2 separate regions of the Homo sapiens genome follow, and region 1 is linked to region 2. Evidence: chromatin loops called from intact Hi-C (ENCODE). Cell type or tissue: ascending aorta. All regions are shown on one strand. Links, peaks and the distances in the headings refer to the core of each region. The heading gives the core; the rest is flanking DNA.

Region 1 (5,615 bases), core at 474-5,473, 300 kb before region 2:
GGGAGTTATGATTGCGCCACTGTACTCCAGCCTGGACAACAGAACAAGACCCTGTCTCAAAAAATAAAAATAAAATAAAAAAAGAGAGAATGGGGTTCTAAAGGGGAAAGCCTGTTTTTAGAAATGTGTGGAAAGGGAAGGAGAAAGGCAAGTGATAACTGTCTAGAAGAGCATGTATCCTAAAGGAAAGGCTTCTTTTTTAGATGTCAGAGAAGTGTGTATCCTGAGGGAAAAAGATAATAGTGCAGATGAGGTTGAAAAGAGGGGTGGCAAGCTTACTGATAGTGCAAAGGCAGGAGCAGGCTGGAGACGCTGATCCACCAGCCAGAGCCACTGGTTTCAGAGAACAGGTGCAGAGTTATCTCACCTCTGAAACAAGAGGGCAGGGTGATAAAAATGCCCTCTGCAGAATGCAGCTGGGTATTGGGCTCCCGCACCTCAGGCTGGGAGAAAGAAATGACTGAGTGTGACCAGCATATGGTGGTTTTCAGGGCAGATGAATTTGAAAGATAAAAAATTCAAGGTATTGCAGTCCTTGTGGAGGGGTGGCTAAAGAGATGTGCCTTAGTAGTTAATCTGAAAGGCGAAGAAAATGAAACCAACCCTGTGGATCAAAAGAAAAAGAAGATACTGGTAGATTGGCAGTCCTAATAATGTTAATTGGCAGGTGCCGTGAAAGCTGGGAGGAAAAAGTGCTGGTATGAGATGGGGTGTTAAAGATCTTGGAGGTGAAGCTGTACCAAGGTCCATGTATACACTATATTTCCCCTACCAGCTCGTAAGTTCCGAGAGGTGGAAGACTGATATAGATATACATTGTCGTGTTCCTCAGAGTTCACTATGTAAGGAAGGTTCAGATCTCATTTCTCTCATTTTATTACATATGTTGTGATGTATTAAAGGATGCTTGGATCATGTAAACTCTTTAGTACCAGTAAAATAAGAAACAAGTTCACTCTAAAATTGTTTTTTGTATCAGTGTTATTAAGAACTCAAAGGAAAAGAAAAAAGGCATTTCTAGTCCAAATACTGCTAAAATCACTTCATTTTTTCATTTTATCTCCCAGACTTTATCCATGTAAATATTTAATTTTTAATAGATTGTAATTAAGATATACACACAATTATTCTAGTTGTCAAATTACCTCATTTTGGAATGAGATGAAGATTGAAATAAATATTTTCTATGTTCCTTAATGGTGCCATAATTCATAGGTCTATCATATTTAACTATTGTTGGACATGTAGGTTATATCCAGTTTTTCAGTATTCCAAAGTATATGATAGTGACCATCTTTTCTGCATATAACCCTTTTTAAAAAAAACTATGTGTCTCCCTTTCCCCCTAACGTTTTCTTTCAGATTTTTTTCCTTGGGATAAAATTCTAAAAGTAGGAAAGGGACTTAAAGGTGAAGCTCTTTAAAAATACATACTGCTGGAGTCATATTTACACTGCCACACCAATGTATATATTTTGATACTTTCACCAAAAATTTGCCAACAAAACCAAGAGCTAAGCACAGAATATATTTAGTCTATGCCAATAAACTCTCAGATACTAGGAGAATAGTATTGGATAGGGGAAAGAATGCTGGCCGGACCTTAAGGAAGTTCAGATTCTACCCTGAAAGTTCCTTAGGATATAACTGTGTGACCTTGGTCAAATTGCTTAACTTCTCTGTTCTCATGATTGCTTATCTGTACGAACGTGTTTACCAAAATGATTGTTAGTGTGTCTTTTTTAAGCAAAGATTTCTGTTCCTAGTCTTCCTTACAATGACTCATTGAATAATAGCTAACTTTTATTGAGTACCTTCTGTGAATCAGTACTTACAGTCACTGCGTAAACACTTTATATACATTGTCCCATCTAATTTGTACACAAATGGGGGGCATTCAGTCCAATTATACTCAAAGAACTGATGCAAAACTAAGATTCAAGCCAGTGCAATGGAGGCTGCCTGAGTTCTCATAGTTGTAATGGGGAGATGAGGGATTCAAAGGGCAGCTTAATTCCAGTGTCCTGTTTCTTCAACCATGCTACACTGTAAGGCCTTGGCATATTTCCTCCTCAAAAAACTCCAAAAACGTTAACCTTGAACCAGTGTTTATTGTTGCAGATCTTCTCTTAACACCCCAAAGATAAGCAAACTCTGTTCCATTTACACAGAGTCCCAGGAACAGCTGAGTTGCTTGTATTTTTGTTTTTACAAAAGCTTTTGTTTTAAATCCAACTTTTGTTTAGCATGCTCATTTCTCTTGCTAGAATAAAAATAACTTCACTTGTCTGGCTGTTCTCAGTTTTTGCATGTAGTTCATTTAATTCATGACTATTTATCTTACTGTAACAGAACCTGGGTTTTTAATTGGCATTCCCTTATATAGGTTTATACTGCTCAAGATTGTTGCCTATTACTCTGCCCATGGGGCAGCTTTTATTTAAAAAGAATCAAATTAAATTGCTTCATAAAATTACAGCATGCGCTCAGAAAAGTTTTAAAAAAATTCTTTGTGCCTGGACTTCATTTTTTATTAAGAACTGCATCCAGCAGACTTCTGTTTCAAAAGTTATGGAGTGGTACCCCCTAGTGGAAGATGCAGAGAAACTTTAATTAACTAGCACTGTAAGCACCAGAGGCACAAAAGACAGAAGCGAATTCTCTCCACTCCCTGCCACGGTGTGTTGGTTCTTTGTCACTAACTTACTGCAAAACAGTGGTCAAAGAGAGGGTGAACTCACACCTGTAATCCCAGCACTTTGGGAGGCCGAGGCGGGTGGATCACCTGAGGTCGGGAGTTCGAGATCAGTCTGACCAACATGGAGAAACTCCGTCTCTACTAAAAATACAAAATTAGCCGGGTATGGTGGCGCATGCCTGTAATCCCAGCTACTCGGGAGGCTGAGGCAGGAGAATCGCTTGAACCTGGGAGGTGGAGGTTGCGGTGAGCCGAGATCACGTCATTGCACTCCAACCTGGGCGACAAAAGCGAAACTCCATCTCAAAAAAAAAGAGGGTGAACTGTGAGCACAGTTGGGTGGGTTGAGTTGCAGGGGGCAGTATAAAGTGAAAAATGGGACTGAGATGGATAACAGAAGGTCTTAAACAGCAGAGGCATTAGGTATGGGATGGCCAGATTAAAAGACAGTTGGCAGGGTGCAATGGATCACACCCATAATCCCAGCACTTTGGGAGGCCAAGGCGGGTGGATCACCTGAGGTCAAGAGTTAGAGACCAGCCTGGCCAATATGGCGAAACCCCGTCACTACTAAAAATACAAAAATTAGCCAGGTGTGGTGGCATGCACCTGTGATCCCAGCTACTTGGAAGTTGAGGCAGGAGAATCGCTTGAACCCGGGAAGCAGAGGTTGCAGTGAGCTGAGATCACACCACTGCACTTCAGCCTGAGCAACAGTGCAAGACTCCGTCTTAAAAAAAAAAAAAAAAAAAAAAAAAAAAAAGATAAACCAGCAAGGATAGGGCTGGACTTGAATTGTGTGGGTAGAGTTTGGCTGTAGGGGTTGTGCTTGGTGAGTTGGCAGGAGAGCAACACCAGAATAGGCAGAGGACAAGTTAGGTGACAGAATTGAGACAGAGGGGAAGGAAGAGCTCTGTACTGGAAAGAAGAGAGGGGGTTGACTCAGAAGTGAATTAGGGCCACGCCCGGTAGCTCACGCCTGTAATCCCAGCGCTTTGAGAGGCCAAGGCAGGCAGATCACTTGAGGCCAGGAGTTTGAGACCAGCCTGGCCAACATAGCGAGACTCCATCTCTACTAAAAATACAAAATTACCTAGGCATGGTAGTGCACGCCTGTAATCTCAGCCTCTTGGGAAGCCGAGGCATGAGAATTGCTTTAACCTGGGAGGTGGAGGTTTCAGTGAGCTGAAATTGTGCCACTGCACTCCAGCCTGGGCAACAGAGTGAGATTCCGTCTCAAGGAAAAAAAAAAAAGAAACTGAATTAGACTGCCCAGTGTGGCCAGTGAGAGGGGCTTTATACCCAAGGTGAGGACTGGAAGAGGGAGGGGGACACCATGACAGTGTCTGTGGAGCCAGCCAATCTTTTGAGGCTAGAAGTCACCTCCTCTGCCATCCTGTCCCCAGTGTAGTGAAACTCACTGGTTTGGGGAAGTCTTCACCTCAGCGACCTCAGACTGGCTTTACCCTCTGCATAGTGACTATATCTGTTTGAAACTTTAGGAATTTCTTACGTATCAGGTAAATAATTAAACATTTCAAAAATTTCAGAAAGTTATCAGATTTTAAAATTGAATAAATATATATTGCTACATCAGAGCAAAGCCATATATTCTAACAGCCATAAACTAGGGAGAGAGGGGTGACATCCTTTAGGAAAACTCAGGTGCCCAACAAAGACATGCTTAGATGTCTTTCCCTATGTGATATCATCAATGAGCCAAATACACATACTCTGTTTTTTTCATTTCTTCCCCCAGAACCACCGGAAAAAAAACTAAATACAAATTAAATTTTATTTTTTTGTAGAAAGAGAGTCTAGCTCTGTTGCCCAGGCTGGTCTTGAACTCCTGAACTCAAGCGATCCTCCTGCCTCAGCCTCTCAAAGTGCTGGGATTACAGGCATGAGCTGTGGTGACAAGCCTCAATAAACATACTTTCAATTCCATTACCTAGGTCACTGATTCAAATGCAAAAATACCTTGGCCCAGCACCCTAGGAACCTATGTCATGTGTGCTGATCAATACTGACTTGTTAATATTCAATCTGGAGATCGTATACCCATGGAGTGTTGTAGGGGCCCCTGACTTTTTCTCTGAATAGTAACTCTGAATTCGTAATGGCTGTGTTTAAATTTTTAGTTTTCTTTCTGTAGGAAAAGTTCTGTGAGGATGGCTGCATTGTGTCAACTTCTAAGCCAAAGTTTGGGAATCTTAATGAAACCAAGACTGTAGATGTTACCAGGAAGTTCACTCAGAGCAGGCTCTGATGTGATGATAGGAGCTCTGGGAGCCACTCACCTACTTCAGCTTATTTCATCTAGCAATTCTCTTTGACTTAGTCGGAAATTTCTGGGATGCAAGGAACGGAAACTTATTCAAATCAGCTTTAATAAAGAGGTTGTTATTGTTCAGAGATGAGGGATGTCACAGAAGGAAGAATTGAAGGAAGCAGATCTGGCTGTCACAGGAGTAGAACGTCATCAGGCAGCTCCCTTCTCTCTGCATTGTCTTGCCTCTGCTTCTCTCTGCAGCTCAGGCAGGCCATCTTCAGCAAGGCTCTTGGTTTTTGCACCTCCATATCTTGGCTTCTATGGCTTTTGGTTGCCACAGCTTTGACTCTGGCACCAGTGCTGTGTCACCTTGCAGGTGATACAGGCATGAGCCACCACACCCAGCCCCACTTTTAAAACATTACTGGGTGAGCAAATTCCTTAATAAGAACATCTCTAAACCCAAGTTAAGTGTAAAGGAAGGGGACCAGCATGATGAGAATCTAGATCCAAAGAGGACCAGTTCAGGGAACTAAGCATGTATAGGCTGGGCATAAAAATCTTGAGGTGAACATAGTAGCCATCTTCAGCATCCTTAAAAGGCAAGGAGTGATTTTATTCTGTATTACTCCAGAAAATGAACCT
Region 2 (5,615 bases), core at 337-5,336:
TTCCCAAGTAGCTGGGACTGCAGGTGCGTGCCACCACACCCAGTTAATTTTTTGCATTTTTAGTAGAGACAGGTCTCACTATGTTCCTCAGGCTGGTCTCGAACTCCTAGGTTCAAGTGGTCCTCCCACCTCCGCCTTCCAAAGTTCTGGGATTAGAGGCATAAGTCACCACACCCAGCCAGGAAATATTTAATAATTGTGTTGTTCATGCATCTATCCCAGAAATGAATTCAATCAAACACTGCATTATGAGCATGAATTTGTGTTACATGATTCTATTCTAGACTCGGGAAACAGCAAAGGGATGGCAACAAAAATATTTGAGTGCTACTCTTTGCTCGAAACTCTGCTTTACTTTTGCTCATTCACCATGTCTCATGAATTCCCCTGTCCTTTGATTTCTGGTTCTTTAATATTTCTGGGATTCAATCTTTCTCCCCATCCCCACTGCCTTGATTCACAACCTCCATCATCTGTCAGTAGATTTATTATAAAGCTCTCTGTTATGGGCTGAATTATATCCCCTCAACAACCTCTCCACACCTCAGAATGTGACTGTTTTGGGAGACAGGGCCTTTAAATGGGTAACTAAGGCAAAATTAGGTCATATGGCTGGGCCCTAATCCGATATGACTGATGTCCTTTTTTTTTTTTTTTTTTTTTTTTTTTTGAGACAGAGTCTCACTCTGTTGCCAGGCTGGAGTGCAGTGGTGCGATCTCGGCTCACTGCAACCTTCACCTCCTGGGTTCAAGCGATTCTCTTGCCTCAGCCTCCCGAGTAGCTGAGACTACAGGCATGCACTACCACACCCAGCTAATTTTTGTATTTTTAGTAGAGACAGGGTTTCACCATGTTGGCCAGGATGGTCTCAATCTCTTGACCTCGTGATCCACCCGCCTCAGCGTCCCAAAGTGCCGGGATTACAGGCGTGAGCCATCATGATGTCCTTATAAGAAGAAAGTAGGACACAGATGCACAGAGAGGGAAGACCATGTGAAGACAGGGAGAAACCGGCCATCTGCAAACCTAGGAAGGAGTCCTCAAAATGAAACCAATCCTTGTGACAAACGTTGATCTCACAAGTCCAGATTCCAGGATTGTGAGACAATCCACTTCTGTTGTTCAAGCTCCAGTCTGTGGCACTTAGTCATGGCAGCCCTCTTAAAATAACACAGCCTTCTGCCTGGGCTCTGTGCTTGTTCCTTTCAAGTTGGTACTTCTGAAAGTGGAATTATCTACCTCAGTCATTAGTCTGATCTTGTTACTTGACTGTTTAAAACCCTTCAATAGCACCCCCTCCTCTCCCAGTAGTGTTTTCTGCAGTAAGTTTACTGGAACATTAGTTATGTAAGATGTCCCCCGTTATGTAAGTTTGGGAACTCCACAAGTCTCCAACTTGAGGGGTCACTGAACATTTGCATATCAAAGACTCTGAGAAGTTTTACAGTCAAAAAACCCAGTTAACTTTGTTTCACCCAATGTTTGCCAAACTCAAATTTTTTTTCTTGGTATAATACACATTATATCTACTGCAGCGTGTGTTCTGTAGTACAAACTAGGAAATGCTGCCCCATGCAGTTAAATCCACACATTTGACTTGTCATGTGAAACGAGGGTCGCCAGATTTAGCAAACGAGAATACAGGATCCCCAGTTAAATTTGAATTTCAGAAAAGTCTAAAAAATTATTTGTTGTTTATCTGAAATTCGGTTCAACTGGGTGTCCTGTTTTTTATCTGGCAACCCTGTACAGGACCCTTTGTGACTGCTAGTGAACAGACTGAACCAAAATGAATTTGATAAGAATTGTTTCCCCCAGTTAACACAATAGAAAAAGATAAAGTCAAGATTGATTCTTGGCTTTCAATTGGATTCTTTCAATTTACCACCAACCCTTGTTCACTTAAAGCAGTGGCTCCCCATCCTGGCTACCCGTTAGAATTATCTGAGGAGCATTTAAAAATATCCATACCCCATCCCTAACCAATTAGAATTTGGGAGTTACTAAATGGGGAGTTAGAAAGGCAGGGCAGGGAGAGTGAGGCCAGGCAAGTGTATAGCATGCAAATTTAAGGAGGTGGCCACTCTCAGGAGCCAACCCTGCACTTGCACAGCCCTGAGAGTGAGAACCTCCTTAAATCTTATGCCCTATACACCTGTTGGCCTCACCCTAGTCAGGCCCTATTTAAAGACCTAGGTAAGCCAGCACACCTATAGTCCCTACTATGAGGAGGATGGGATTGCTTGAGTCCAGGAATCTGAATCCAGCCTAGACAAAATAAGGAGACCTATCTTTAAAAGAAAAAAAAATAAGTTAAAGAAAAAGATGTAGGTAGGTACAGGGTTGTGCAGAAGAGCTTCCAGGGGATTTCTGAGCAGTCCTGGGTCCCAGCTCTGTGTTTCATTGCTTTAGAAGGAACATCGACCTTTCCGAGCAATGAACATCAGCTCCAGCTCATAGGCATGAGTCAGGGCAGGCTTCACCAGGCCAGGTTTTCCTGAAATGTAAACTCACAGCAGGCTCTGGTTTCCTCTAGAAGACCACTCCTAAAAGGCTTTAAATGCTTAGGTTCCTTGTTCTTTTTCAGTTCAGGCTGGTGATTGAGTAGCTTCTAGTCATTGGCATCCTAAAGATTCTGTTTCACATTCAAGCATGGTTTTAAATTACTACAAGATGTAATGAAAGTATAGGTTTCACTCTTCTCTCCAAGGTTTTAAAGACTCTCACCCCTGTTCTCCTTCCTCCCTCTCTGCCTTCTGCCCTTTTCTTGCTGGTGATTTTCTGCCCCATCACTGGCAGCCTGGTCAGGAAGGCACCTCATTAATCCACCCACTGGTACAGTGTGCCCAGAACAGCCAAGGCCAACCTTGCTTGGAAGGCCAACTCTCTGAACAGTCCCTTCCTTTACTGGCCTCTAAGTTCCGTGATGTCATCAGCATTCTGCCCCTGGCTGGCGGCCAGATCCTTAACTACTGATTCCCAGATCTCTCCACGTTTTAAAATTCTAGGAAAAGAAACTGTACTTTTCCAGTGCTAAAAAAGGATGGGAATGGTTGGTGGAAGCTCCCAGCACAGCTAAAATTAACTTCTTTCTTTTGTGATAATTGAATGATTTTCAATGATGTTCTTCCTATAATAGGATTCAAAAAGTTTTCCTCAGGGGAAAATTTGGAAGAGAAAAATACAAGGGAAAGGGTTCTCTCAGACAGGGTTTGTAGCAATTTCCTTGCAATATGAAGCTCATGAAATTACATGGGTGTATCTCACTTAGCTTAATAGACATGTCCCTGTAAAGTTTCATATAAATGGAATGTTTAAAAAATTAAATCACTGTAAGTGCACAAGGAAAGATGGCTAAATAAAGGAAGCCCGGGGTGACTCACTTTATAAAGTGAATTATCTTTATGTAATGTACATCATCCTCCCCCACACACACATTGATTTATATATATATATATAATTTTGAATTTTTCAGAGGCTGGATTCTCATAAGGTAAGGGTGCCTCTTACGATGACAACTGGACTGAGGTCACAGCTGTTCTCATACTCTGAAGCTGAACTTTTTATAACGTTCTCTGGGGAGTGTGTAGATGCCAGGGTTCTGCGGGGACTTTTAAGCTCTTACACTGACCCAGACTCCTCCTGGCCTATCCCTGGAGTGATGTGGGCTCTGGAGCACCCAGGGAAATTGTCAATGACTGGACAGTGGAAGAAGTCATGGTAGACAAGCTGAGGCTAACAGTTGCCAAGTGCAACATGAAAAGCAGTGTTGTGTAGCAGTTAGAAGCATGACCTCTGTGGCCAGAAGACTACGGCCCTGCGTCTGTCCTCTAGCTGGGTGATTCTCTGAGCCTCGGTATCCTCCTCTGTAGAATGGGGATGATTACAGTGGTACCTACCTCAGGTACTACTACCTCAGGTCCTATTGCCAGGACTAAATGAAGAAGAAGACCTGGCACATAGGAAGAGCTCAAAAGATTGCTAACTACTTTTAACTTGTCTGGACATGCTCTATTAGAGTAGGAAGGAAACTATAACAAGAAAAGAAAACCAAAGATGCTACTGTCTACTGAGTGCTGCTCCATGCCAGATACATGCTGAACTCATTCATTCAATCCTCACATCACACGAACGGTCACTAATAGTATCCCCACTTCCTAGAGAAGAAAACTGCAGTTCAGAGAGGGTAAGCAATTATTCTAATGCCACACAGCAGATAAGGCACAAAGCAGATGACTTGAGGCCAGTCCTATGTGCTCTTTTCACTCTGTCTCAAGCCTGAGAAGACCAGAGCCTAAAGGTGACTTTTCAAAGATGAAGCCCTCAGACCTGGAGGGTATTTAGATTTGGAAGTAAAATGGTTCAGGAGGTGACATAAAGAAAGAAGGAGAGAGAAATTTATTCAACAAAGACTGATGGAGAGTCTAGAGTGTGCAGGTACTCCAGGTAGCAAAGGAAAATGGGGGTGACAGTCATATAAAATTACAAAGAACCCCAGCCAGTTGTTAGGATTTAGATATGAAAACTGTGCTGTTGAATTCTTAAGCAAAAAAATGACTAACTTTGAGGAAGACTTCAAAAGAGAGGTGACATTTGAAAGCTTTACAAGTATTATCTTATTTAATTCCTTAGTATTTGGTGAGATGTCCACCCCCACTGGACTTTGAGGCCAAGAGTGGGGTCTTCTTTCCCTTTGTTACCTGGAGTACCTGCAGACCCTAGACTCTCAATCAGTCTTTGTTGAATAAATTTCTCTCTCCTCCTTTCTTTATGTCACTTCTTGAACCATTTTACTTCCAAATCTAAATACCCTCCAGGTCTGAGGCCTTCATCTTTGAAAACTCACCTTTTCATCTATCACCCTGGGGCAGGAACTGCTGGTTGCCCACCTAGTATTTAAAAGGCACTTTTTAACTTTACATGGCCAGGCAGTGTGGCTGGCTAAAAGTCTCTATTTTCCAGTCTCCCTGGCAGGCAGCTATGGCCCATAAGATGGAAACAGATCATTGGGTCAGACTTCCAAAAAAGCTTCTTAAAAGGGGTATAGGCTATTTACTTGGAGTTTCTAAGCTCTTTCCTCTTCTTCCTGGTTCTTGCCTGAAATGAAGACAAGACGGCTAAGGCTCTAGCACCAACTTGTGACCTTGAGAAAGGCAAGGGGAGTCTGGTCCCTGGTGACCGTGACTTGCTGTAGCAACCTTGGACTGCCGAGCTCCAGACTTGCTTGTTTAAATGAAAGAAAAATAAACTATCTTACTTAAGCCTGTGTTATTTTTGGCAATTGTTATTAGCATCTGACCCAATCCCTAACTGGCATAAGCTCCTGAGGCCATTAGGCAGAGGTGCTGGGTTCCCACTACCCTACACTGTTGGGGCAAGCCTGTGGCTCCAGGGCACCCGAAGAGCCTAGAGTGTTTCCTTTAAATTGCAATTCCTTTTTTGTCAACTGTTTAGGCCCTGGCATCAAGCACACAGCCTGGTACTCAGTAGCACTCAATAATGTATGTTGAAAGAATACAATGAATAACTGCCGCTCGACCATTTCCCCAAGGAGCTGTTTTTCTGAGGGGTTTAGAATCATGCCTTCTCGGATTTCCACAGGACAGCATCAGTA

The links. Peaks named below come from ENCODE experiments on the same cell type or tissue, not always from the same donor. Only the 100,000 strongest peaks of a DNase experiment are listed, where the experiment ranks them.
Region 1: it touches region 2 in a loop (3-fold over the local background); 1 of 110 quality-filtered maps calls a loop at or near these places.

What each region holds. Positions count from the first base shown.
Region 1 is chr14:61,283,774-61,289,388 of GRCh38, forward strand. It overlaps a transcript of PRKCH not described here. Among named protein-coding and RNA genes, the nearest start is that of TMEM30B, 5.2 kb to the left of the region's middle. In ascending aorta, for the core only: a CTCF peak has its summit at 2,578 (motif pointing left); no DNase peak of the experiment used is centred there.
Region 2 is chr14:61,583,329-61,588,943 of GRCh38, forward strand. All of the region lies in intron 1 of LINC03033 (long intergenic non-protein coding RNA 3033), which reads left to right. Among named protein-coding and RNA genes, the nearest start is that of LINC01303, 15 kb to the left of the region's middle. In ascending aorta, for the core only: no CTCF peak of the experiment used is centred there; DNase peaks (open chromatin) are centred at 2,462, 2,903, 3,652 and 5,193; H3K27ac peaks cover 4,445 bases.